3 separate regions of the Homo sapiens genome follow, and all the other regions are linked to region 2. A link is an interaction called in ENCODE POLR2A ChIA-PET data of the cell type or tissue named here. Cell type or tissue: MCF 10A. All regions are shown on one strand. Links, peaks and the distances in the headings refer to the core of each region. The heading gives the core; the rest is flanking DNA.

Region 1 (10,413 bases), core at 3,331-8,330, 100 kb before region 2:
CTGCACTCCAGCCAGGGCGACAGAGGAAGACTCCATCTCAAAAAATAATAATAACAATAAATAAATAAAAAATAAATAAAGGGGAAAGGGCAAGCAGGAGGGGAAGAAAAAAAAACAAGGTGGGTAGGCAATGAGGCACCTGGTTACATTCTTATGAGACTGTGAATCTACATTTTACATGTGAAAAGAAAGGGGAAGGGGAGGGAGTCAACTATGCATTCCTCCCCTGCTCAGTAAATCTACATTTTACATAAGGTAAAGTAAGCAAGTGAAATTACAGCTATCTGTTTGAGAATGAAAGGAAAGCAGTTTTTGCATGACTCAGTTCCCAAGCTTAACTTTCCCTTTGGCATAGTGAGTTGGAGTTCCATTTTTCTTTCACGCTAGGTATCTACCCAAGAGAAATGAGACGTATGTACGCATAAAACTCCTACACGAGTGTTCACAGCAGCATTATTCATAATAGCCCCAAATTGGAAACAACCCAATTGTCTACTGAGAAAAGAAAAATAGCTCAGAGCAGGCCCAGAGAGACATGAATAGGGACTTCAGTCATCATCTCCCCAGCCCCCACCGCATGCCTGGGGACAATTGTTTAAAGTCACTTTGTTCCTGACTAGCTGGCTCACCTATTATCTTCATGTACCTGGGATTTGTGATATAAAGACAAATTTTTACTTTAAAAATCCACTTGTAGGCCTGGCACGGTGGCTCACGCATGTAATCCCAGCAGTTTGGGAAGCCTAGGCAGGTGGATCACTTGAGGCCAGGACTTCCAGACTAACCTGGCCAAACATGGCAAAACCCCGTCTCTACTCAAAATACAAAAGTTAAAAACAAACAAACAAACAAAAGTTAGCTGGGCATGGTGGCGTGTGCCTGTAATCGCAGCTACTCAGGAGGCTGAGTCAGGAGAATCTCTTGAACCTGGGAGGGAGGTGGAGGTTGCAGTGAGCTGAGATCACGCCACTGCACTCCAGCCTGGGCAACAGAGCAAAACTTGGTCTCCAAAAAAAAAAAAAAAATCCACTTGTAACTGCTGCTAGGCAGAATGTTATGTTCAGGGCAACCTGAATCTGTGCTCTCAGATAACAATTTTAAAGCTTGGCCCAAATAAACTCTCTACGTATATTCATTTTGCCCCAGCTTCTTCCTTTTAGGTTGACACCATCAAGTGACAAATGGATAAACAAAATGTGGTATATCCAAACAGTAGAATATGATTCATCAGTGAAAAGGAATGAAGTATTGATACATGCCATAACACTGGCGAAACTTGAAGACCTGTTAGTTAAGTTTATGGATACAAAGGTCACATATTATATATTGTATGATTCCATTTATATAAAATGTCCAGAATAGGCCGGGCACAGTGGCTCACACCTATAATCCCAGCTACTTGGGAGGCTGAGGCAGGAGAATCACTTGAACCCGGGAGGTGGAGGTTGCAGTGAGCCGAGACGGTGCCATTGCACTCCAGCCTGGGAGACAGAGCTAGACTCCGTCTCAAAAAACTAAAAAGATAAATAAAAAATAAAAAACAAAAATCCAGGAGCATTGCGGCAGGGGATATGGAGCCAAAGGCCATTGCGACGACATGAAGAAAGTAGAGTTTGAGAAGGAATAGCCTGGCATTTATGGAAAAATGTCTCAGAAGCAATGACTAGCAATAAAAGGCTGATTGAGAAACTGGGGCAGGAATCCAGAAATGAAATGATGAGGGTCTAGGCCAAAGCCTTGACAGGGAACTGGAGAGAGAAGATCCAATTTACAGTCTAAAGAGGAAACTGGCACCAGATTACATGGTCACATTAGTGAACCAAACTAGGGCCCACTTGCCTGGAGCAGCAAAGCCAAACACTGACATCGGGATAGCAGCGAAAGTGAGACATTTATTGCAGGACACCAAGCCAGGAGAATTGGCCAGCTAATGCTTGAGACTGGAACTCCATGATGACTTACAGGTAAGGGTTTTTAAAGGCAAAGAGGTAGAGGTTACAGGCAAAGTCATAAATCAAGGCAGGACATCCTCAAGTCCCGGGATTGTGGGGGTGGGGGCACAGGTCGTAGGTGGATTCAGAGATTTTCTTTTTTTTTTTTTTTTTTTTTTTTTTGATACAGAGTCTCCGTCTGTTGCCCAGGCTAGAGTGCAGTGGCACGTTCTCGGCTCACTGCAACCTCCGCCTCCCGGGTTCAAGTGATTCTCGTGCCTCAACCTCCCGAGCAGCTGGGATTACAGGTCCGCGCCATCATGCCTGTCTAATTTTTGTATTTTTAGTAGAGACGGAGGTTTCACCATGTTGGCCAGGCTGGTCTCGAACTCCTGACCTCAAGTGATCTGCCCGCCTCGGCCTCCCAAAGTGCTAGGATTATAGGCGTGAGCCACCGGGCCCAGCCAGGATTCAGAGATTTTCTGATTAACGATTAGTTAAGGAGGTGAAGCTTTGTCTAAAACTTTGAGATCAACAGAAAGGAATGTTCACTCTTGCTTGTGGACATGACCTCCTCTGGGCCCCTCAAAAAGAAATTTAGAGCAGAGGTCAGAGTTCAACCTTCAGTTCCCCGTTATCTGAGGTTTACATGCCAGCTGATCCTTGTGATGGGGGCCCGAGGTTCCGAAAAACAACTCAGGGACATATATCAAGATGTTATCTTCAATTTCTTTTTTCTTTTTCTTTTCTTTTCCTTTATTTTATTTTATTTTTTATTTTATTTTTTGTGACTAGATCTTGCTCTATTACCCAGGCTGGAGTGCAGTGGCGCAATTTCGGGTCACTGCTATCTCCACCTCCGGGGCTCAAGCCATCCTCCCACCTCAGCCTCCTGAGTAGCTGGCACTACAGGCATGGGCTATGTGATCTTTCTGTGCTTTAATCTTCCCAGTTGTAAAAATTAAAGAACAGTAGTGACTACCTCCTAGGTTGTCCTGACAGTAACCGAGAAAATCCATGTGGAACAGCAGAAACACTAAGAAGAATGCAAATGTGCTTTCCTCTCTTGTATTTCCATACAGACGACCTTTTCCCTGGGCAGCCTGTAGCCATCTGCTTGGGAGCAGGGAAGGTTTTTCCAAAGTTCTTGAGCAAATTAAATATAAATCCTAAAGATCTCAGATCACAATGTCTCTTCCATGAGAGAAAGAAGATACCCCTATGCCAACCTCAGTCAAGCCGTGAGACTTGTTGCCTTTTAGTAGGAGGATATGACCTGCAGAAACTGAAAGCCCAAAAGTCGTCCCTTCCGGTTCCCAGGACTTGTAGGCAGAAACATGGAGGCAGGACCAGGAGAGGTGTGGCAGTGGGTCCCAAGGTCACTCTTCTGGGCATATGGCCAGAGAAAGGGTAGAAAGTTGGGTAAATTGAAAGAGAAACCAGAAGCCAAGGTCTCTGGCTAGATTCAAATCTGGGACCCTGAGAGGAGATTGTGTCCCACACTGCCACCCCCCCCCACCCCCCAACCTGGGGGCCACATGGAACATCTTGGAGGTGCAGGACAGAGAGAGGAGGGCGGGGGTGCTGCTGTCCAGAGTTGCCCTGTGGTACTGCGTGGCCTGGACAGAAAGTTCTGTTCTGGCTGGATTTCAGCAAAGAGGGAGTCAGGCTACAGGTAGATATTGAGGCAAAAACGTCTACTGAGCCCCTAGAAAGCTCTGCCCTGGGAAATAGAGAGAGAGTGGTGCAAGGTTGAATTACAGTTGGAGCTCTCAAGGAATGATCTTTGAAGCCAAGCTTGGTGAGTTCACTGATGAGCAGGGTGGGGAGGGTGTAATTAGGGAAGAATCGGATAGAAGCCTGGGAGCATCCGCAGCCGAGGAGAGGATGAAAGACAAGGAGGTGCTGCAGAGACCTGAAGTGCAGCAGGAAAACTGGGGAAGTGTCAGAGGCATGTGAACCAGAGCAACTCCATCTTGAATAGGAGCTGGGTAAAATGAAGCTGAGACCTACTGGGCTGCATTCCCAGAAGGTAAGGCATTCTAAGTCACAGGATGAGATAGAAGATCAGCACAAGATACAGATCATGGCCCGGCACGGTGGCTCACACCTGTAATCCCAGCACTTTGGGAGGTCGAGGCGGGCAGATCACAAGGTCAGGAGATCGAGACCATCCTGGCCAACATGGTGAAACCCTGTCTCTACTAAAATACAAAAAAATTAGCTGGGCATGGTGGTGCAGGCCTGCAGCCCAAGCTACTCGGGGGGCTGGGGAAGGAGAAGCGCTTGAACCTGGGAGGCAGAGATTGCAGTGAGCCAAGGTCACGCCACTGCACTCCAGCCTGGCAACAGAACGAGACTCCATCTCAAAAAAAAAAAAAAAGAAAAAAGAAAAGAAAAGATACAGGTCACAAAGACCCTGCTGATAAAACAGGTTGCAACAGGTTGCAGCAAAGAAGCCAACTAAAACCCACCAAAACCAAGATGGCGATGAGAGAGACCTCTGGTCCTCCTCACTGCTATACTCCCACCAGCACCATGACAATTTACAAATGCCATGGCAACATCAGGAAGTTACCCTATATGATCTACAAAGGGGAGACATGAATAATACACCTCGTTTAGCATATCATCAAGAAATAACCATATAAATGGGCAACCAGCAGCCCTCAGGGCTGCTCTGTCTGTGGAGTAGCCATTCTTTTATTCTTTTACTTTCCTAATAAACTTGCTTTCACTTTAGTCTATGGACTCGCCCTGAATTCTTTTTTTTTTTTTTTTTGAGACAGGGTCTCGCTCCGTTGCCCAGGCTGGAGTGCAGTGGCGCGATCTTGGCTCACTGAAACCTCCGTCTTCTGGGTTCAAGTGATTCTCCTGCCTCAGCCTCCCGAGTAGCTGGGATTACAGCCGCACCACCACACCCGGCTAATTTTTGTATTTTTAGTAGAGACAGGGTTTCACCATGTTGGTCAGGCTGGTCTCAAACTCCTGACCTCGTGATCCGCCCACCTCGGCCTCTCAAAGTGCTGGGATTACAGGCATGAGCCACCATGCCTGGCGCCCTGAATTCTTTCTTGCACAAGATCCAAAAACCCTCTCTTGGGGTCTGGATCGGGACCCCTGTCCTGTAACAAAAGTACTGTTCCAAAGCAGCTCCGGGGGGCAAGAGCTTCAAGGATGTTCCCTAAGCACGAGGCTAATCCACGTGGAAAGGGCTGTGTTCCTCCTATGCTGCTGAGCACCTTGCTCTCCTTACATTTCTGCGTGGGTAAGCAGAATCCCCCAGCACTTAAACATACTCTTTTCTGCAGGCCCTGGAGCAGTCCTGTTGGATCCCAGGCTGACAGGCAAGCAGGTCCCCATTCTGGGAGCCACCCAGGGCCTTACTGGCAGGGTCCCTGCTAAAGCCACACCTGCTGTAGGTAGAGCAGGTGAGCTGGGGGCTTCAGTAGCCCAGGGGAGCTCTCCCTGGTAGCAGGGAGCTCAGGTCCTGACTCCAGGCCAGAGGGCATGGGAGCAACTCAGTCTCCTTCCACTTCCATGGCAACCTGGGTGGAGTGGCCCGATCCAGGTGCCAGCGTGGCAGAGGCCGTGGGAGTGCTCAGACGGGCACACCCACCGGCCCAAAGGCAGTGGGCAAGTCACTTGCATGGCCAGGCCTGCCCTGTCCAGATTTATGAACTGGGCCAGGAGGGTGTGTTGGGCAATTAGGCGAGGATAGCCGTCGCTGTGCACACAACACCTGATTTCCACACGACTTGTTTCTACTTGTTCTTCCTGTCTGGGGTAATCTTAGTTTTGCCCTGTTTGTTACTTTCAATAGCATTTAGGCTTAAAAAGGAAACTCAAAAGAAACAGCTCCTCTATTTGGACACACAAGGAAGTTTGGGGATGGATTGAGCTAGCCCCTTGTTGAGAAGAGGATGCTGGGGAAGTCACTTCCTATGGCTCTCGGTGCTACATTCATCCTTGTGACCCGAGGTGGATATGGAACCGTCTCATTTACCAAGTTGTTTCGAGACTTTTATGATTTGAAACTCCCGTGTTTTCTGTCAATTTCTGTGTGTGAAAGTTCCCCACAAATTGTTAAAGTTGACAACTCATTCTGGCATCCAAGCCGCCGTAATTGGATCCTAGTACCGACAAAATCTACCTGCTCTGTCAGTACTCAGTAACAGAAACTCCAAGTTTGTTCATTCATTCATTCATTTATTCATCCATCCATTCATTCATTCAGTAAATTGCTTCTGAGCAGTCAGTGTGTACCACTGTATTGCTTGAAATGGGATACAGAGATGAAAATATAGTCTAGGCCTTGCGCAGTGGTTCACGCCTGTAATCCCAACACTTGGGCAGGCCAAGGTGGGCGGATCACCTGGGTCAGGAGTTCGAGATCAGCCTGGCTAACATGGTGAAACCTCGTTTCTACTAAAAATACAAAAAATTAGCCAGGTGCGCCTGTAATCCCTGCTACTCGGGAGGCTGAGGCAGGAGAGTCACTTGAACCCGGGAGGCGGAGGTTGCAGTGAGCCGAGATAGTGCCACTGCACTCCAGCTGGGGCAACAGAGCAAGACTGTCTCAAAAAAAAAAAAAAAAAAGAATTTCCTTCCTACAAAATTTATCTCCTACAAAAAATAAGATAAAATAAAAATTAGCCAGGCATGGTGGCACACACCTGTACTCCCAGCTACTTGAGAGGCTGAGGCTGGAGGATCACTTGAGCCCAGGAGTTCAAGGCTATAATGAGCTATGATTGCACCATTGCACTCCAGCCTGGGTGATGGTGACAGAGCAAGACCCTGTCTATTAAAAAAAAAAAAAAAAAAAAAAAAAAAACAGTCCCATTGGAGGACAGGGAAGCTGGGACTTTTCTTCATCAACTCCCATCTCTGATTGCTAACTCCCTCCCCACCTACAATTCAAGGTTACCCCTCCAGTGGCTCTCAAGAGAAGCTGAGAGAGGCAGGTGCTTGAGGTAGGATATGAGGTGGTCACCTGCCTGCCACAGCTACAGGTAAGCTCAGGTGGGCCCAGGGACTATGGGGCCACCAGAGGATTCTCCTGCCTCAGCCTCCCGAGTAGCTGGGATTACAGATGTGTGCCACCACGCCCGACTAAGTTTTGTATTTTTAGTGGAGACAGGGTTTTACCATTGTTGGCCAGGCTAGTCTCGAACTCCTGACCTTAAGTGATCCTTCCAGTTCAGCCTTCCAACGTGCTGGGATTACAGGTGTGCGCCACCGCGCCTGGCCTGGAAGGAAATTCTGACACATGCTACAACATGGATGAACCCTGAAGATGTTTTACTAAGTGAAAGAAGCCAGACACAAAAGGGCACACATTGTATGAGTCCACTTATCTGAGGTTCCTGGAAGAATCACACACATTGAGACAACAGAAAGTAGAATGGTGGTTGACAGGAGCTAGAGGGGAAGGAAAAATGAGGAATTAGAGTCCAGAGCATCTAGGACTACAGGTGCTCGCCACTATGCATGGATAATTTTTTTTTTTTTGAGATGGAGTCTCACTCTGTTGCTCAGGCTGGAGTGCAGTGGCACCATCTTGGCTCACTGCAACCTCCGCCTCCCGGGTTCAAGAGATTCTCTTGCTTCAGCCTCCCGAGTAGCTGGGATTACAGGTGTGTGCCACCATGCCCGGCTAATTTTTTGTATTTTTAGTAGAGACGGAGTTTCACCACGTTGGCCAGGATGGTCTCCAACTCCTGACCTCAGGTGATCTGCCCGCCTCAGCCTCCCAAAGTGCTGGGATTACAGGCGTGAGCCACTGCACCCAGCCAATTTTGTATTTTTAGTAGAGATGGGGTTTCTCCATCTTAGTCAGGCTGTTCTCGAACTCCCGGCCTCAGGAGATCCGACCGCCTTGGCCTCCCAAAGTGCTGGGATTACAGGTGTGAGCTACCACGCCAGGGATAATTTTGAAGTGTGCTCCACTCAGTCTCCCCAGCTATCCCCAGCAGGGGATTGTGAACCAGTTGCCCACAGGGGTAACCAGCTCATAAACACACCATTGGTTTTCTCCCTGCCCTGTCTCACCTCCCCTGCTCTCTCACATCTGACACCTGGGGTCATGTCCCAAATAAACCACCTGCACCCAAGTCCTTGTGTCAGCGTTTGCTTTTGGGGGAATGCAAACTAAGACAATCGAGATGTGAATGGGGGCTCTGGGAGCACAGGGGAATGGCCTCCAACCCAGACCGGCTGGATCATGTTTTACCAAACAAAAAACCTTTTACCAAACAGAAAGCCTTGAACCAAGTCAGATATGAAGCCTGAGTTGGTCAGGCACAGAAGAAGGAGGAGGGATTAGGTTCCAGGGGGAGGGACCTACAAAGGGGAAGGGCACGCCGGTGTGAGAAATGCTGTAGAACGGCACAGTTCCGAAGGGCTGGACTGCAGGGTATTAATATAATCCCAACCATTGTCAGGGTGGGCAGGGCCAGATCTTTCGTGCAGCTAGGTCTGGAGTCCATGCCATATTCTGTTTTTTTTAAGTTTATATATATACATATATTTTTGAGATGGAACGTCACTCTGTCACCCAGGCTGGAGTGCAGTGGCACAATCCTGGCTCACTACAACCTCTGCCTCTCTGGTTCAAGTGATCCTTTCACCTCAGCTTCCTGAGTAGCTGGGACTACAGATACGTGCTACCATACCTGGTCAATTTTTGTATTCTTAGTAGAGATGAGAGGGTTGCCATGTTGGCCAGGCTTGTCTCCAACTCCTGGCCTCAAGTGATCCACCCACCTCGGCCTCCCAAAGTGGTGGGATTACAGGCATGAGCCACTGCGCCCAGCCCCAGATTCCATTCTTTTTTTTTTTTTTTTTTGAGACGGAGTCTTGCTCTGTTGCCTAGGCTGCAATGCAGTGGTGTGATCTCGGCTCACTGCAGCCTCTGCCTCCCTGGGCCCAAGTAATCCTCCCACCTCATCCTCAAGTAGCTGGGACTATAGGTGTGTGCCACCATGCCTGGCTAATTTTTGTATTTTTTGCAGAGACGGGTTTTTGCCATGTTGTGCAGGCTGGAAATGCCAACTTATATTTATTTATTTATTTCTGATACGGAGTCTCACTCTGTCACCCAGGCTGGAGTGCAGTGGCGTGATCTCGGCTCACTGCAACCTCCGCCTCCTGGGTTCAAGCGATTCTCCTGCCTCAGCCTCCCGAGTAGCTGGGATTACAGGCGTGTGCCACCATGACCGGCTAATGTCTGTATTTTTAGTAGAGACCGGGTTTCACCGCGTTGGCCAGGCTTGTCACGAACTCCTGGCCTCAAGTGATCTGCCCACCTTAGCCTCCCAAAGCGCTAGGATTACAGGCGTGAGCCACCATGCCTGGCCTGGAAATGCCAACTTTTAAACGAAAGTTTAGAAATCTTTCAACAAACATTAAAACAACAACAACAACAACAACAAAACACATTTCCACCCTAACTTGCAGCAGTAAATATCGATGGGGCACCTAGTGTGTGCCAGGTGGGTGTACAGGCAGCACCAGAACCCGGCAGGGAGTCGTTCTCACAGGGGGTGTCTCTGTGCCTGTCTGCAAGTGGACATTTGCCTGGAAATGAGCCATAGTGTTGATACCAAGTAGAAGAGAAAGATTCAGCTGAACAGAGGGGAAATGGCAGTAAATCTTGCTCTACCCTTTTCCATCTTGCTCCCTTCCTCTCTCCTCCTTTCTCTCTCCCTCCCTTCTTTCCCGCTCTTTCCTTCCATCCTTCCTTTGTTACTATTATTTTCTGAGACAGGGTATTGCTCTGTTGACCAGGCTGGAGTGCAGTAGCATGATCTCGGCTCACTGCATCCTTTGCTTCCTGGGTTCAAGCCATCTTCCTACCTCAGCCTCCTGAGTAGCTGGGACTACAGGCATACACCACCACACCTGGTCAATTATTTTATTTTTTGTAGAGACAGGGTCTTGCTATGTTGCCCAGGCTGGTCTTGAACTCCTGAACTCAAATGATCCTCTCACCTTGGCCTCCTGAAGTGCTGGGATGACAGGTGTGAGCCACCATGCCTGGCCTCCTTCCTTCCTTTAAAGAAACTACATTCTCAGCCAGGCCCAGTGGCTCACGCCTCTAATCACAGCTCTTTGCGAGGATGAGGTGGGCAGATCACCCGAGGTCAGGAGTTTGAGACCACCCTGGTCAACATGGCGAAACCCCATCTCTACTAAAAATACAAAAATTAGCCTGACGTGGTGGTGTGCTCCTGTAATCCCAGTTACTTGGGAGGCTGAGGCAGGCACACTTGAACCCGGGAGGCGGAGGTTGCAGTGAGCTGAGATGGTGTCACTGCACTCCAGCCTGGGCAACAGAGCGAGACTCCGTCTCAAAAGAAAAAAAAAAAAAAAAAGAAACTACATTCTCTTCAAGAACCCACAGGGGCAGAACTACTCTTGTTTTTTGTGTGTGTATTGTTCTGAACAGGTAATACATACATCTTCTCTGTTCTCAGAT
Region 2 (10,413 bases), core at 3,140-8,139:
AAAAACCACAATTACTTTTGCACCAACCTAATATTACTAATATTAGCTGGGTGTGGTGGCACATGCCTGTAGTCCCAGCTACCTGGGAGGCTAAGATGGGAGGATCCCTTGAGCCCAGGAGGTTGAGGTTGCAGTGAGCTGGGATCAGCATGCACTGCACTCCTGACTGAGCAACAGAGCAGACTCTGTCTCTAAAACAAAAAACCAACAAGGAAACAAAACCAAGAAACCTATAGCAAATACCATACTTACTGGTGAAAGACTGAATGCTTTTTTTTTGAGACAGGGTCTCAAAATGAGGCGAGGATGTCCACTCTTTTTTTTTTTTTTTTGAGATGGAGTCTTGCTCTGTCGTGCAGGCTGGAGTGCAGTGGCATGATCTTGGCTCACTGCAACCTCTGCCTCCCAGGTTGAAGTGATTCTCCTGCCTCAGCTTCCCGAGTAGCTGGGAGTACAGGCATGAGCCATCATGCCTGACTAATTTTTATATTTTTAGTAGAGACGAGGGTTTCACCATGTTAGCCAGGCTAGTCTCAAACTCCTGACCTCAGGCAATCCACCTGCCTCAGCCTCCCAAAGCGCTGAGATTACAGGCATGAGCCACCATGCCTGGCCAGGATGTCTACTCTTACCACTTTTATTTAACATAGTACTGGAAGTTCTAGCCAGAGCAATAAAGCAAGAAAAAGAAAAAAGACATACAGAGTTGAAAGGAAGAAATAAAACTCTCCTTATTTGCAAACAACCCAATTTTCTATGTAGGAAATTCCAAATAATCTACCCCAAAATTCCTTGAACTAAGAAGTGTGTTCAGTAAGGTCACAGGATGCAAGATCAATACACAAAAATTAACTGCATTTCTATACATTAACAGTTGTGAAAGGAAACTATCTTGGGCCCCCAAAATCACGAAGCTAAAAGGAAAAGTCAAGCTGGGAACTGTTTAGGGCAAACCTGCCTTCCATTCTATTCAAAGTCACCCCTCTGCTCACTGAGATAAATGCATATCTGATTGCCTCCTTTGGAGAGGCTAATCAGAAACTCAAAAGAATGCAATCATTTGTCTTTTGTCTACCTATGACCTGGAAGGCCCCTTCTTCCTTCGAGTTGTCCCGCCTTTCCAGACCGAACCAACGTTCATCTTACAGATGTTGATTGATGTCTCATGTCTCCCTAAAATGTATAACCACTTGGGCACCTGTTGTCAGGACCTTCTGAGGCTGTGTCATGGGTGCATGTCCTCAACCTTGGCAAAATAAACTTTCTAAATTAACTAAGACCTGTCTGATTTTGGGGGTTCACACAGTGAACACATGGAAACTGAAATTCAAAACACAACATTATTTACAGTCACTCCAAGGAAAATGAAATACCTAGGTATGCATTTAACAAAACATGTACAGGATCTGTTCAAAATGCTGATGAAAGAAATTAAAGAAGGCCAGGTGCTGTGGCTCATGCTTGTAATCCCAGCACTTTGGGAGGCCGAGGCAGGCAGATCACGAGGTCAGGAGTTCAAGACCAACCTGGCCAACATGGTGAAATCCCGTCTCTACTAAAAATACAAAAATTAGCTGGGTGTGGTGGCAGGCGCCTGTAATCCCAGCTACTTGGGAGGCTGAGGCAGGAGAATTGCTTGAATCTGTGAGGCAGAGATTGCAATGAGCCGAGATGGCACCACTGCACTCCAGCCTGGGCGACAGAGAAAGACTCCGTCTCAGGGGAAAAAAAAAAGAAATCAAAGAAGACCTAAATAAACAAAGAGACATACTGTGCTCAGGGACTGGAAGAATCAACATAGTAAAGATGTCAGTTCTCTCCAAATGGTTCTAGAGGAGTAATGCAATTCCTATCACAGTCTCAGCAAGGTTATTTGTAGACATAGACAAGCTCATTCTAAAATGTATATCTGAAATGTATATGGAAAGACACAGTCCCTAGAATAGCTAAAGCAATCATCATGGAGAAGAATAAAGTGAGAGGAATCACTCTACATGATACTAAGTCTAACTATATAACTACAGTAATCATGACTGTGGTATGGTCAGAGAGATAGGAACATAGAAACATAGATCAATGAACAGAATAGAAAACCCAGACATATGTCCAGGTGCAGTGCTTTACACCTGTAATCCCAGCACTTTGGGAGGCAGAGGCGGGAGGATTGCTTGAGCTTAGGAGTTCAAGACCAGTCTGGGCAACATAGTGAGACCTCGTCTCTACTAAAAGTAAAAATAAAAATAAATTAGCTGGGCATAGTGGCATGTGCCTGTAGTCCCAGCTATTTGGGAGGCTGAGTTGGGAGGATCTCTTGAGCCTGGGAGATTGAGGCTGCAGCAAGCTATTATTGTGCCAGTGCACTCCAGGCTGGGCAATTCAGTGAGATCCTGTCTCAAAAAATAACTTAAGAAAACCCAGACATAGATCAATGCAAATATGCTCAGCCAATTTTTGACAAAAGTGCAAAAACCGGATTTTAAGACATCATCTAGCTACATAATCAAGGCTCTGTGGTACTGGTAGAGGGATAGACAACAGAACAACAGAACAGAGTAGAGAATCTACAAATAGAGCCACACAAATATGCCCAGCTGACTTTTGACAAAGGTGCAAAAGTAAATCAATGGAGGCTGGGTGCAGTGGCTCACACCTGTAATCCCAGCACTTTGAGAGGCTGAGGCTGGCGGATGACTTGAGTAGTTCAGTTTGAGACCAGCCTGGCCAATATGGTGAAATCCTGTCTCTACTAAAAATACAAAAATTAGCCAGGCATGGTGGCGTGTGCCTGTGGTCCCAGCTACTCAGGAGGCTGAGGCAGGAGAATCGCTTGAACCTGGGAGCTGGAGGTTGCAGTGAGCTGAGATGGTGCCACTGCACTCCAGCCTGGGTGACAGAGCAAGACTCCATCTCAAAAAAAAAAAAAATGTAAATCAATGGAGAAATGAGAGCCTTTTCAGCAAATGGTGCTGGAGCAATTGAACATCCATAGGCAAAAAAATGAACCTTCAACCTAAATTCACACCTTAGATAAGAATTATCTCAAAATGAATCATGAAATTAAATGTAGGGCTGGGCGCAGTGGCTCGCACCTGTAATCCCAGCACTTTGGGAGGCTGAGGCAGGCGGATTACGAGGTCAGGAGATCAAGACCATCCTGGCTAACACGGAGAAACCCTGTATCTACTAAAAAATACAAAAAAATTAGCCGGGTATGGTGGCGGGCACCTGTAGTCCCAGCTACTCGGGAGGCTGAGGCAGGAGAATGGCGTGAACCTGGGAGGCAGAGCTTGCAGTGAGCCGAGATTGCGCCACTGCACTCCAGCCTGGGCGACAGCGCGAGACTCCATTTCAAAAAAAAAAAAAAAGAAATTAAATGTAAAATACAAATTATAAAACCTTAAGTAAAAATAGAAAATCTGTAGGCCCTAGGGCTAGACAAATAGTTCTTAGCATTGAGGGAAAATTGACAAATTCTATCTCATCAAAATTAAAAAATGTTGTTCTGCAAAAGCCCATGTAAGTAGGATGAAAAGACAAGGTATGGCCTGGAAGAAAATATTTGCAAACCGCATATCCCACAGAGGAATCTCAAAACTTTTTGGTAAAAAAGCCAACAATGCAATTAGAAAATGGGCAAAAATTACAACAGATATTTCACCGAAAAGGATACACAGATGGTAATTAAGCACACGAAAAGAGGTTCAGCATCACTAGCCATCAGAAAAATGCAAATTCAAACCATAGTGAGGTAACACTACACAAAAATAAAAAATCATGACAACACCAAATGCTGGCAAAGATAGGGACAAACTGGATCACTCATAGATGGCTGGTGGGAATGTACAAGGGTATAGTCATTCTGGAAAAAGGTTTTCAGTTTCTTACAAAATTAAACATCCAACTGCCCTATGATCTAGCAATTGCACTCCTGGCCATTCATCCCAGAGAAACAAGAACTTATGTTTACAGAAAAGCCTGTACATGAATGTTCACAGCAGCTTTATTCATAATAGCTAAAAACTGAAACCAGCTCAGATATCCTTCAATGGGTGACTGGTTAAACAAACTCTGGGCTGGGCGCAGTGGCTCACGCCTGTAATCCCAGCACTTTGTGAGGCCGAGGTAGGTGGATCTCCTGAGGTCAGGAGTTCCAGACCAGCCTGGCCAACACGATGAAACCCTGTCTCTATTAAAAATACAAAAATTAACCGGGCATGGTGGCTGGCACCTGTAATCCCAGCTACTCGGGAGGCTGAGGCAAAAGAATTGCTTGAACCTGGGAGGTGGAGGTTGCAGAGAGCCGAGATCGTGCCATTGCACTCCAGGCTGGGTGACAAGAGCAAGACTTCGTCTCAAAAAGAAAAAAAAAGAAAGAAAGAAAGAAAAAAAGAAACAAACTCTGCTATCATTTTTTTTGGCTTTCCCCTGCTCACCACTAGTAATTTTCATTTATGTATTTTTTTTTTGCTTTCTCTATTTTTTTTAGTTTTTTCTTTAAACTTTTTTTGTAGATTTTTTTATTTCTCTAGTTTTATTTTTTCTTTATTGTTTTAGTTTTGTTCTTCTCTAGTTTTAAAATACATGCATCAAGTATACACCTACTATGTACCCACAAAAAATAAAAATTAAAACATAAAAAAATTAAATACATTCATCAGCAAGACAGAACATTGTGAATCATATCGTCAGAAGCTCCTCCCAGGGATGTAAAACTTTTCTCCCTCAAGCTGAGCGGTGGCATTGCGGGTTTGCCTGGCATGTTTTTGACCTTGTAAAACAGCATCCTGTGATTAGGAGCTGGTCTCTAGATGAACGAACCCAATACAGCACTTTAGTAATTTCAGGTGATGGCTGACAAGGAATGGCGTGTGCTTTCTGGTTTCTCTGGCACATAGCTGACATCACAGGGCTTACTCCTTGTGATTTAGGCGGCAGCTGCAGGAACAGCCTTCTGGAAAGATAAAACCAGCATCATTTGTCTCACCTCTCCTCGGAGTGCTGAAGCTTCCTTTTCCTCATTAGGAACATTCCTTTTACCTCAAAGAGCTATTGTGAAGAATGAAAAGCAGAAATAGCTGGGAAGCACTTCACGCCAGCCAAGGAAATGTGAGTCACCGCTTGAGTCTCAAGTAGGATTGGGCTCAGCTGTGAGTAACATAAACCCTGAAATACCAGTGGCTTAAACGAGGTAGAAGTTTATTCCTTTTTCGTAATAAAGTGCAGGAGTGTGACAACATGGATGATCGTGGAGAACATTATGCAAGTGAAATTAACTAGTCATAGAAGGACAAACACTGCATGATCTCACTTACATGTGGAATCTAAAAGAGACAAACTGGAAGAGTGGAGTGGAGTGGTGGTTACCAGGGGCTGGGCAGGAGGGGTTGGGGAGATGTTGGTCCAAGGGTACAAATTTTGTACCTCAAGAGATCTATTACTAAAATGGTGACTGCCGGTCGCGGTGGCTCACACCTGTATTCCCAGCACTTTGGGAGGCCGAGGCGGGTGGATCACCTAAGGTCAGGAGTTCAAGACCAGCCTGACAAACATGGAGAAACCCCGTCTCTACTAAAAATACAAAAAAATTAGCCCTGCATGGTGGCGCATGCCTGTAATCCCAGCTACTGTGGAGGCTGAGGCAGGAGAATCGCTTGAACCCGGGAGGCAGAGGTTGCGGTGAGCTGAGATTGTGCCATTGTACTCCAGCCTGGGCAACAAGAAGGAGACTCTGTCTGGAGAAACAAAAACAAAAACAAAATAACAATGTATTGTATACTTGAAAATTGCTAAGAGAGTAGATTTTTTTCTTATTTATTTATTTATTTATTTATTTATTTATTTTTTTGAGACAGTCTCACTCTGTCATCAAGCCTGGAGTGCAGTGGCACAATCTCAGTTCACTACAACCTCTGCCTTATGCCTCAGCCTCCTGAGTAGCTGGGACTACAGGCATGCGCCACCACGCCTGGCTAATTTCTGTAGTTTTGGTAGAGACGAGGTTTCACCATGTTGGCCAGGTTGGTCTCGAACTCCTGGCCTCAGACGATCCACCTGCCTTGGCCTCCCAAAGTGCTGGGATTACAGGCGTGAGTCACTATGCCCGGCCACCAACAGACTTTGATCATGGCGACAAAAACATGCACACTGTGCCTTTCATATCAAGCCAACTCTGGGTTGCAACTGGCCTGAAAGTAGGAACCCCCACCCTTGGGAGAACTCACCCTTAGCCCTGTCCCAGGCCCTTGGGAGGTTTGCCCCATCTTGGCATGACTGAAGGTAAGGGCAAGCACATGTCCTTGCTGCCCTTAGGGTTCTCATCTCCCTGCTCTGAGGGATTCCTCCTGTTTGCCTGGCGTTACCTGCCTGCTTTCAGCCTGGCGCTTGAACACTCCCCAGGTCCCCGAAGGGAAAACTGCTCTCACAGCCACTACTTCTTCCATTCCTATGGCCACCTGCAGTCCCATATGGGAGACATCGAGCAGTTTCTGAAAACATACAGGGGATGGGAGTTGGGATTCCTTCTCTCTAGAACCTGGTGGTTCAACATCTATATCAAGCATCCACATATGACAAATCAAATGACCTTGAACAAAACTACTTAGCCCGGGCATGATGGCTCATGCTTGTAATCCCAGCACTTTGGGAGGCTGAGATGGGTGGATCACTTGAGCCCAGGAGTTCGAGACCAGCCTGGACAACATAGGGAGACCTTGTCTCTACAAAAAAATACAAAAATTAGCCAGGTGTAGTGGTGCACGCCTGTGGTTTCAGCTACTTGGGAGGCTGAGGTGGGAGGATCACTTGAGCCTGGCAGGTGGAGGTTGCAGTGAGCCGTGATTGGTGATTGCACCACTGCACTCTAGCCTGGCGACAGAGGGAGACCCTGTCTCATAAAAAAAAAAAAAAAAAAGACACAAGGGCTTAATATGGAGATGTAGCGCAGGGCAGTGAAGGTGGGATGGGCCTGTGCGAAGAGGCATCAGAGAAGACTTCACAGAGGAAACGTTGCTTGAACTGTGGTCTGAGGTGAGCAGGGTCCCTGGCTGGACAAGGAGGAAGGGCATTCCCAGCTGAGGGGACAGCGTGAGCAAAGCCAGAGAAGCTTGGAAGAATCTGACCCAGGGCAGCCAATGGCAAGATGGCTGGGGCCATGGGTGCGTGGTGGGAGATGATGGGAAATGAAGCTGGAGTGGAGGCAGAAGAAGATTGGAAACATGTCTCCCGCACTCACTATGACCCTGGCACTGTGCTAAATACTTTATAGATACTGTCTGGTTGAAATTTCATAGTGACACTATGAGGGAGGTATTATTATTATTCCCATTTTACAGATGAGTGCATTGAGACTCAGAGAGGTTAGGCATATTGATGAAGATTGCATAACAAGGACTCAGTAGGGCTGGGACTTGAACTAAGTCTGTTGGACACCAGGGCCTAGTCTCTTAAACAGTTAACACTTTTTCCTGCTGGCATTAGAGGGCTTTCGGAAGCTAGCTAGCTTTCTTTCTTTTGGTCTTTCCTTCTTTTCTTCCTGTTTTTTCTTGTCTGCTTTATTTTTATTTTTATTTTTTTTTCTGAGACGGAATTTTGCTCTTGTTGCCCAGGCTGGAGTGCAATGGCACGATCTCGGCTCACTGCAACCTCCGCCTCCCAGGTTCAAGCGATTCTCCTGCCTCAGCCTCCTGAGTAGCTGGGATTCCAGGCATGCACCACCACACCCAGCTAATTGTTTGTTTTTTAGTAGAGACAAGGTTTCACCATGTTGGCCAGGGTGGTCTTGAACTCCTGACCTCAGGTGATCTGACCGCCTCGGCCTCCCAAAGTGTTGGGATTACAAGTGTGAGCCACCGTGCCCAGCCTTGTCTGCTTTATTGAGACATGAATTATATACCATATAATTCCTCCACTTAAACTATTCAGTGTTTTTTGTTGGTGGTGGTATTTTTGTTTGTTTGAGACAAGGTCTTGCTCTGTTGCCCAGACTAGAGTGCAGTGGCACAAACTCTGCTCATTGCAGCCTTGATCATCTAGGCCTAAGTGATCCTCCCATCTCAGCCTCCCATGTAGCTGGGACGACAGGTGTGCACCACCATGCCCAGTTAATTTTTAGGTTTTTTTTTGTTTTTGTTTTTGTTTTTGTAGAGGCAGGGTCTCACTATGTTGCCCAGCCTGGTCTTGAACTCCTGGGCTCAAGAGATCCTCCTACCTCGGCCTCCCAAAGTGCTGGGATTACAGGTGTGAGCCACTGTGCCCGGGCCTACTCATAGAGTTGTACAACTATCATCACAACCAATTTTAGAACATTTTTATCAACCCCGATCAAAACCCCATACCCATTAGCAGTCATTCCCCATTTCCCCCCAAATTCTGTCCCAGAACTGGAAACCACTAATCTACTGTCTGTCTCTATATATTTGCCTGTTCTGGTTAGTTCATATGAGTGGAATTGACATATGCATCCTTTTGTGTCTGGCTTCTTTCACTGAGCATAATGTTTGCAACGTCTATCCATGTTGTAGTGTGTGTCAGCACTGCATTCTTTTTTTTTTTTTTTTTTTTTTTTTGAGACGGAGTTTTGCTCTTGTTGCCCAGGCTGGAGTGCAGTGGCACGATCTTGGCTTACTGCAACCTCTGCCTCCTGGGTTCAAGTGATGCTCCTGCCTCAGCCTCCTGAGTAGCTGGGATTACAGGCACCCGCCACCACGCCCAGCTAATTTTTGTATTTTTAGTAGAGACACGGTTTCACCATTTTGGCCAAGCTGGTCTCGAACTACTGACCTTAGGTGATCCGCCTGCCACGGCCTCCCAAAGTGCTGGGATTACCGGCATGAGCCACCGTGCCGGGCCCAGCACTGCATTCTTTTTTATGGCTCAATCATATTCCATTGTGTGGATGCACCGCATTGTGTTTATTCATTTGCCATCAGTTGATGGCTCTTGGAACCTTTTTAATATATTTTTTAAAATGTGTATAAATGTATGGGGTACATGTGCAATTTCATTACCCACATAGATTGCATAGTGGTCAAGTCAGGGCTTTTAGGGTATCCAACACCCACAAAATATACTTTGTACCCATTAAATAATTTCTCATCATTCATCCCTCTCGCCCTCCCCTCACCCTTCTGAATTTCCATTGTCTATCATTCCACTCTCTACATCCATGTCTACACCTTTTCTAGCACCCACTCATGAGTGAGAAGGTGTAATATTTGTCTTTTTGTGCCTGGCTTGTTTTCACTTAAGATAATGACCTCCAATTCCATCCATGTTGCTGCAAAAGACATGATTTCATTCTTTTTATTGCCGAATAGTATTCCATTGTGTATACATGCCATGCTTTCTTTATCCACTTGGAAGTTTTTAAGCAAAGAAGAAATGGAGTAAGAGTTGTGATTTAGAAATATTATTTTGGTGAGTGAGGAGATGAGAAATCAGTTAGGATGCCATTTCCACGGCCTCCATAAGAAAGGATGAAGGCTTCCAAAGTGGGGAGGTTGGAAAATCTAGGACTGGAGGCAGAGATGAGGGGACACATTGGAGAGATGTTTAGAAGGCGAAAGTGACTTGACTTGGCCATGCTTTGGATGTGGGAAGTGAGGGAGGAAATGGGAAACATCTAGAACACATTTGTTTGTTTGTTTGTTTGTTTGTTTGAGTCGGAGTCTTGCTCTGTCGTCCAGGCTAGAGTGCAGTGGCTGGTCTTGGCTTGCTGCAACCTCTGCCTCCTGAGTTCAAGCAATTTTCCCTGCCTCAGCCTCCTGAGTAGCTGGGATTACAGGCACCTGCCACAACGCCCAGCTAATTTATTTTTATTTTTATTTTTGTTTTTAGTAGAGACGAGGTTTCACCATGTTGGCCAGGCTGGTCTCGAACTCCTGACCTCAGGTGATCCACCCACCTTGGCCTCCCAAAGTGCTGGGATTACAGTCGTGAGCCACCACACCCAGCCTAGAACACATTTCAATTTGTGTCTTGAATGATGGGTAGATTTGGGGGCCATTCACTCTGAAGTGGAAGAAGACAGAGGAGAAGCAGGTTTGGGTAGAAGCAAGAGGGAAATAATGAGTTTGGTTTTGAGCTGTTGAATGTCATTTTGCAACGAGAACAAAGAATATTCTTCCCCAACTCTTTCTCTCAATGTTGGGGGTCAAGCATCTGAACATGATTCCTATTTGGGGGTATATTTCAAGGTAGGTGGGGAGGTGGAGCCCTACTTTCCACTTTAAATGATGAAGAGAGGCAAATATTCTTTCCTCTCCCTCTCTGGCAGGTGGGGGTGTGATCAAGGCAGCCCCAAATGGATACTCCTGTCTGGGTCTCTCAATCTTGAGAGAGGGACAGAAAGATACAGGCATTCAGAGATTATTCAGAGCAACTGTGCAAATAATCCCCCCAGAATTTGTTCTGGGA
Region 3 (5,157 bases), core at 1-5,000, 150 kb before region 2:
TATAGCATCTGCTTCCAGTTTTCAGTGACTCCATTGATGATGCATGCGGTTTGGCCGTATCATACTGAGCTTTAAACACAAGATTTATAAACATGGTATGTAGTGCATCTTTTGCAAACAGGTTGGCAGCGGTACTGTGTGACTTGGTCTTTTGTGGCTTTTTTGAGAAAAATGAAACACTTTGCATGTATAGTTTTTTCTCCCAACTACTTGTGAGTAGTTCCTGGTTATAAAACGTTATGAAGGTAGCACATAACCCTTTTCTAGAATGAAGAGGCTTTTGAGCTACCAGTGTAAGGGGATAGGTAGAAATAGAGATGAAAGGCACTAAGATGTCCTACTCTTTAAGAGCATTGAACGCCAGTTGTGCCATTTATTCAAAGTCATCTTTGAACTTATGTTAAAATGGGGTAAAAACAGGTAACTACTTCAGGCCGGGCTCATGCTTGTAATCCCAGTGCTTTGGGAGGCCAAGGCAGGTGGTTCACCTGACCTGAGGTCAGGAGACCAGCCTGGGCAACATGGCGAAACCCCATCTCTACTAAAAGTACAAAAAGTAGCCTAGCGTGGTGGCGCACCCCTGTAATCCCAGCTACTCGGGGAGGTGGAGGTTGCAGTGAGCCGAGATCACATGACTGAATTCCAGCCTGGATGACAGAGGGAGACTCTGTCTCAAAAAAAATAAAAATAAAAACAAACGAAACAGTCAAACTACTTAAGAGTTGTGCTTAACATAGTGTTCTGTAAGTGGTAGGTATATTGCTATTTTTTTGTTGTTCTTAAGAGTACTACCCGACTAAAAATACTTGGGCAATATTTAGGGATGAAGTATCTAACTAAAAGAACGGCCACTTCGAAATTTGTCCTGACATTTTTCAGGTGTGCATTTTAGGTTTAAAATATCAAGTATTACGGAAAGTTGGCATTGGAAACTTTCATAACCGGCACTAAAACGAATCCTTTATCTATTTGACATTGAGGAATAATTTTGAGATTCAGTGTAAGCTTTAGTTTGGTGATTAGGGAGCCTGTGCTATGGAACATGTTAGTGAAAATTTATTTTGAATGCATGAATTAAATTTGGACAGTTTCTACTGAACAGCACAAGCATCTTGGTGTGCCGCCTTCTGTAGTATATACAATAGTAATATTGCATTTGCTTAGAGCATTGCAGACTTGAAAACATTCTTAGTCACATTCTCATTAAGGGTTGGTATTAGCCCTGTGAGGTGGACTGGGCAACTACTTGAATGCAGTACTAGCAAATGCTAGAGGGCAGGACTAGTTTTCTCTTAATGTAGTATTTGAGCACATGGGGTGCTAACCATCTCACTCTCTTCTAGTTTGCTGGCCTAGACCTGAACTCTTCAGATAATCAGAGTGGAGGAAGTACAGCCAGCAGTAAGTACAACATCTTGTGGGTTTATTGAATATTAGAGCTTAACATCTTAAGATTTCATTGGGCTTATGTAAAATTTAAGAAATTTGCCTTTCAATTTTTTACTGCTTAAAGAATTATGTAGTCTTTGTGTTATAGAATTATGTAGTACTTAGTGATCAATCTAAAGCATCGTTGCCTTTTTTTTTTTTTTTTGGTTGAGATGGAGCTTTGCTCTTGTTGCCCAGGTTGGAGTGCAATGGTGTGATCTCGGCTCACCGCAGTCTCTGCCTCCGGGTTCAAGCGATTCTCCTGCCTCAGCCTCCCGAATAGCTGTGCCTTTCTGATAATAAAACATCAATGACTAGCTGGCTCTCTTGAGTAAAAGCAGCTAATCATTGGAAAGAACCTTATTATATCAAATTATCTCTAGAAGAGTTTTTGTCCATTATAAATCCTGAGCCCAGTTTAGAGGTGATGGGAATGTGTCCCTGTTAACTGACTATATTTATTAAATTGAATTAAGGGAATATGCATTTCATTGGTTATAGCTACTCCTTTCTCCTGAAGAACAGAAGACTATACTGAATTTTGGATTGGTGGTTAGGTTAGGTTTTCAAATGTGTCATTTCTTTTAAAAAGGCATTAGAAAAGTTGCTTTTTTTCTTCTAAGGGGGGTTATTTAGAGACTTGTTAGAGGTTAGTGTTAAGATAGGGGATCTTGGTGGTTTATTATAAGGGCAATAGACCCTTATTTTTAGCTCAGATCTCTTCCTACTTATTAAAACAAAAGTGAGTATGGGCTATGATGTGTCCTCATTTTTAGGCAAGAACAGCTTCACTGGGAACAAAACTTGGTGTTTGCTTTAACTTTCACCTTATTTGTCATGCTAAGAATCTTTTAGGAACTGATTGTCCTAGTAGAGATTTTTAAAAATATTTAATTCAGTCTAGAAGTGAAAAAGAAAAATGACACGTTTACTAGTTATAAAGCAAATTTATTTGGCTTTATGTTGTTTTTTTTGCTTATCCATATTCTAGGCTGTACTCCTGCTCGCATACAGAGCAACTGTCAACTTTCCTTAAACTCAGCAAGCCCCAAATTAAAACCTGCAATTCCTTGAAATTAACTCCCCTTTGCAGCTTTTCCTTGTTTATTTATTGTATGTTTTGCAACTTACTGGCATAGAAACAAAAGATTGTGAGATATGTTACATGAGTAATCTTAAATTGTTACAGTAATACTTAATGCTTTTGTTGACAGTTTTGATGACAGTTCTCTTAAATCTAGCAGGCCTTTAAAAAAATCACATTAAATGACCACTGGTGGCTAAATGTGCTCAATTTGTGGATTTCAACTATTAGGTTCCAAATCAGCTTTTTTTTATCAAACTCCTTTCAGAGTTCTCCTTATGAAGCAGTAACCCATTTAAAATTAGATTCTTATTTTTCCCCCCTCTCAGTGTCCAGGTAAGTAATCAGATTGGAAGGCTGGAGATTTTAATTTCCCAGAACCATTTTTTAGTAACAGAAATTTAAATGGGAAGGTTTTTTGGCATTTAATTAATTTTATATATATATATATTTTTTTAGAAGGGCGCTATATTCCTCCTCATTTAAGGAACCGAGAAGCTACTAAAGGTAGGTCCTCACAAGTAACTTCGTAGGTCTATTTTTTGCCTCCTTTAGAAGTTAGTAAAGCCTAAGGAAAACCAGGCATTTGGGGGAGGTCTAAACATGGTGTTGTTTTTCTATGCTTCTGTCAGCCTTGGTTCAAATACTAGAGCTTAATAATTTTGGAAGAACTCATCTAATGTTACGCAGTGGGAAATTCGGCATTCCTATGTCAAACTGTTCTGACGCCAAGGGCATGGTTTTGTACAGTTTCACTAGTGTTGTGCTGAATCTGTTTGTAATCATTCACAGCATGGTTTTAGTTTGGAAGAGGTGGGTGCCCTACTGTGTAAACCAAGCTGTATAATGATAACAACCTGGTTATTTCTGTCTTGGCAAAGTTGCTAGAAATGAAGATGGGCTTATTGTAGAACAGTTAACAAGTTACAGCGTTGGAAGTGATTCTCTGGTTTCATCTCCTTGCCTTGCTGCTTTTGAAAGGTTTTGTCCAAAATGTATTACAATATCTGGTGTCTTTTCCCATTGTAATTGTAACGTAGTGATAGATGACAGCTAGTATATGTTTCATATTATGAGACAGCTGTTCGGGTGCTTTATATTCTGTAAAATAGACCATCCAAAATTTGGAGGAAAAGGGAAAGTCAGGAAAACCAAAGATTAGGAGGGAAGATACTGTATAAAGAAGGCAGATAGGAAGAGTGGAGAGTCCACAGGGGAGCACATGGTTTGCTGCTGTTCCTCCATCTCCATATGTAGTCTGTATTACCTTCACTGTCCTGGCAATGCATGGATATAAAATCTGTATTATTTCTACCAGAAGATCACTTTGGCTTTTTTTTTTTTTTTTTTTTTTTGAGACGGAGCCTTGCTCTGCTGCGGAGGCTGGAGTGCAGTAGCGCGGGCTCACTGCAACCTCCGCCTCCTGGGTTCAAGTGATTCTCCTGCCTCAGCCTCCCAAGTAGCTGGGATCACAGGCATGTGCCACCATGCCCGGCTAATTTTTGTATATTTAGTAGAGACGGGGTTTTGCCTTGTTGCCTAGGCTGGTCTCGAACTCCTGACCTCAAGTGATCCACCCGCCTCAGCCTCCCAAAGTGCTGGGATTACAGGCGTGAGCCACCATGCCTGGCTGGCATTATATTCTTTTTAGGGGAGGTTACTTTGGAATTTGTCTTTATCATCATGGATGTTCTCAATATTCCTAGTATACTAGCTAGAATTGACCCTCGTGTATATGGCAGTATCATAGAGGTTTTAGAGCTGGTAGAGATCTGGCAATCTAACTTAACTCTTTCTTGCTAGCAAAGGCTGTTGGTCACCTGACTGGCCTAACGGTAGGAGGTAGAAGGCAGAAGGAAAGTAACTGAATTGAGAAGCTGTTTCTGTTTAATAAGGTGTTGCTGAAGCTAGTTAAACCCTCTACCTGTCTTTAAACCCTCTACCTGTCTTTGGGTTAATTTACATGTTTGTCATCCCCTTACCTGGATATTTATAGCTGTACCCAGGAACCTTGTCTATACTGAGAATATATAGTGATGAGGGTTTTTCTTTTTCCCAGGTATTCCTGATTGTCATCAAGCTTATAGTAGATGAACCACTAAAATAATACTACAATTTGACATTAGTGTTCTTGTACTTTATACTATTGAAACTGAAAAATACTGTATTAAACCAAGTAATCTGACAGTCTATGAATGTTCTAAATGAATACCACCTCCAAGAAACATGGAAACAATGGTAACTGTTTTTCCTAGTAAACTCATTCACACCTATAAAATGAATGGAAATTAAATTGTTATGGTCACACAACGTCATAATGCGTTACAGGCAAAGCTGTTGACCACTTAGAGGTAGTATTCATTGAGAAACATTCTTAGACTGTCAGATTGCTTGATTTAGTGTAAAGTAATTTTTTTTTTTTTGAGACAAGGGTGTTTCACTCTTGTTTCCCGTGCTGGAGTGCAGTGGCGCAATCTTGGCTCACTGCAACCTCAGCCTCCCGGGTTCAAGTGATTCTCCTGCCTCAGCCTCCTGAGTAGCTGGGATTACAGACGTGGGCCACCACGCCTGGCTAATATTGTATATGTAGTAGAGACGGGGTTTCTCCATGTTGGTCAGGCTAGTCTCGAACTCCTGACCTCAGG

What was found. Peaks named below come from ENCODE experiments on the same cell type or tissue, not always from the same donor. Only the 100,000 strongest peaks of a DNase experiment are listed, where the experiment ranks them.
Region 1: POLR2A ChIA-PET joins it to region 2 with 6 read pairs; 2 of 35 experiments call an interaction of 5 or more read pairs at or near these places.
Region 3: POLR2A ChIA-PET joins it to region 2 with 5 read pairs; 5 of 35 experiments call an interaction of 5 or more read pairs at or near these places.

The regions. Positions count from the first base shown.
Region 1 is chrX:41,386,214-41,396,626 of GRCh38, forward strand. No RefSeq gene overlaps it. Among named protein-coding and RNA genes, the nearest start is that of NYX, 56 kb to the right of the region's middle. In MCF 10A, for the core only: no CTCF peak of the experiment used is centred there; a DNase peak (open chromatin) is centred at 5,628.
Region 2 is chrX:41,486,713-41,497,125 of GRCh38, forward strand. No RefSeq gene overlaps it. Among named protein-coding and RNA genes, the nearest start is that of CASK-AS1, 26 kb to the right of the region's middle. In MCF 10A, for the core only: no CTCF peak of the experiment used is centred there; a DNase peak (open chromatin) is centred at 5,129.
Region 3 is chrX:41,336,065-41,341,221 of GRCh38, forward strand. It overlaps DDX3X (DEAD-box helicase 3 X-linked), which reads left to right. Exons shown (of 17, transcript NM_001356.5): 2 at 1,344-1,401; 3 at 2,972-3,019. Among named protein-coding and RNA genes, the nearest start is that of DDX3X, 4.5 kb to the left of the region's middle. In MCF 10A, for the core only: no CTCF peak of the experiment used is centred there; no DNase peak of the experiment used is centred there.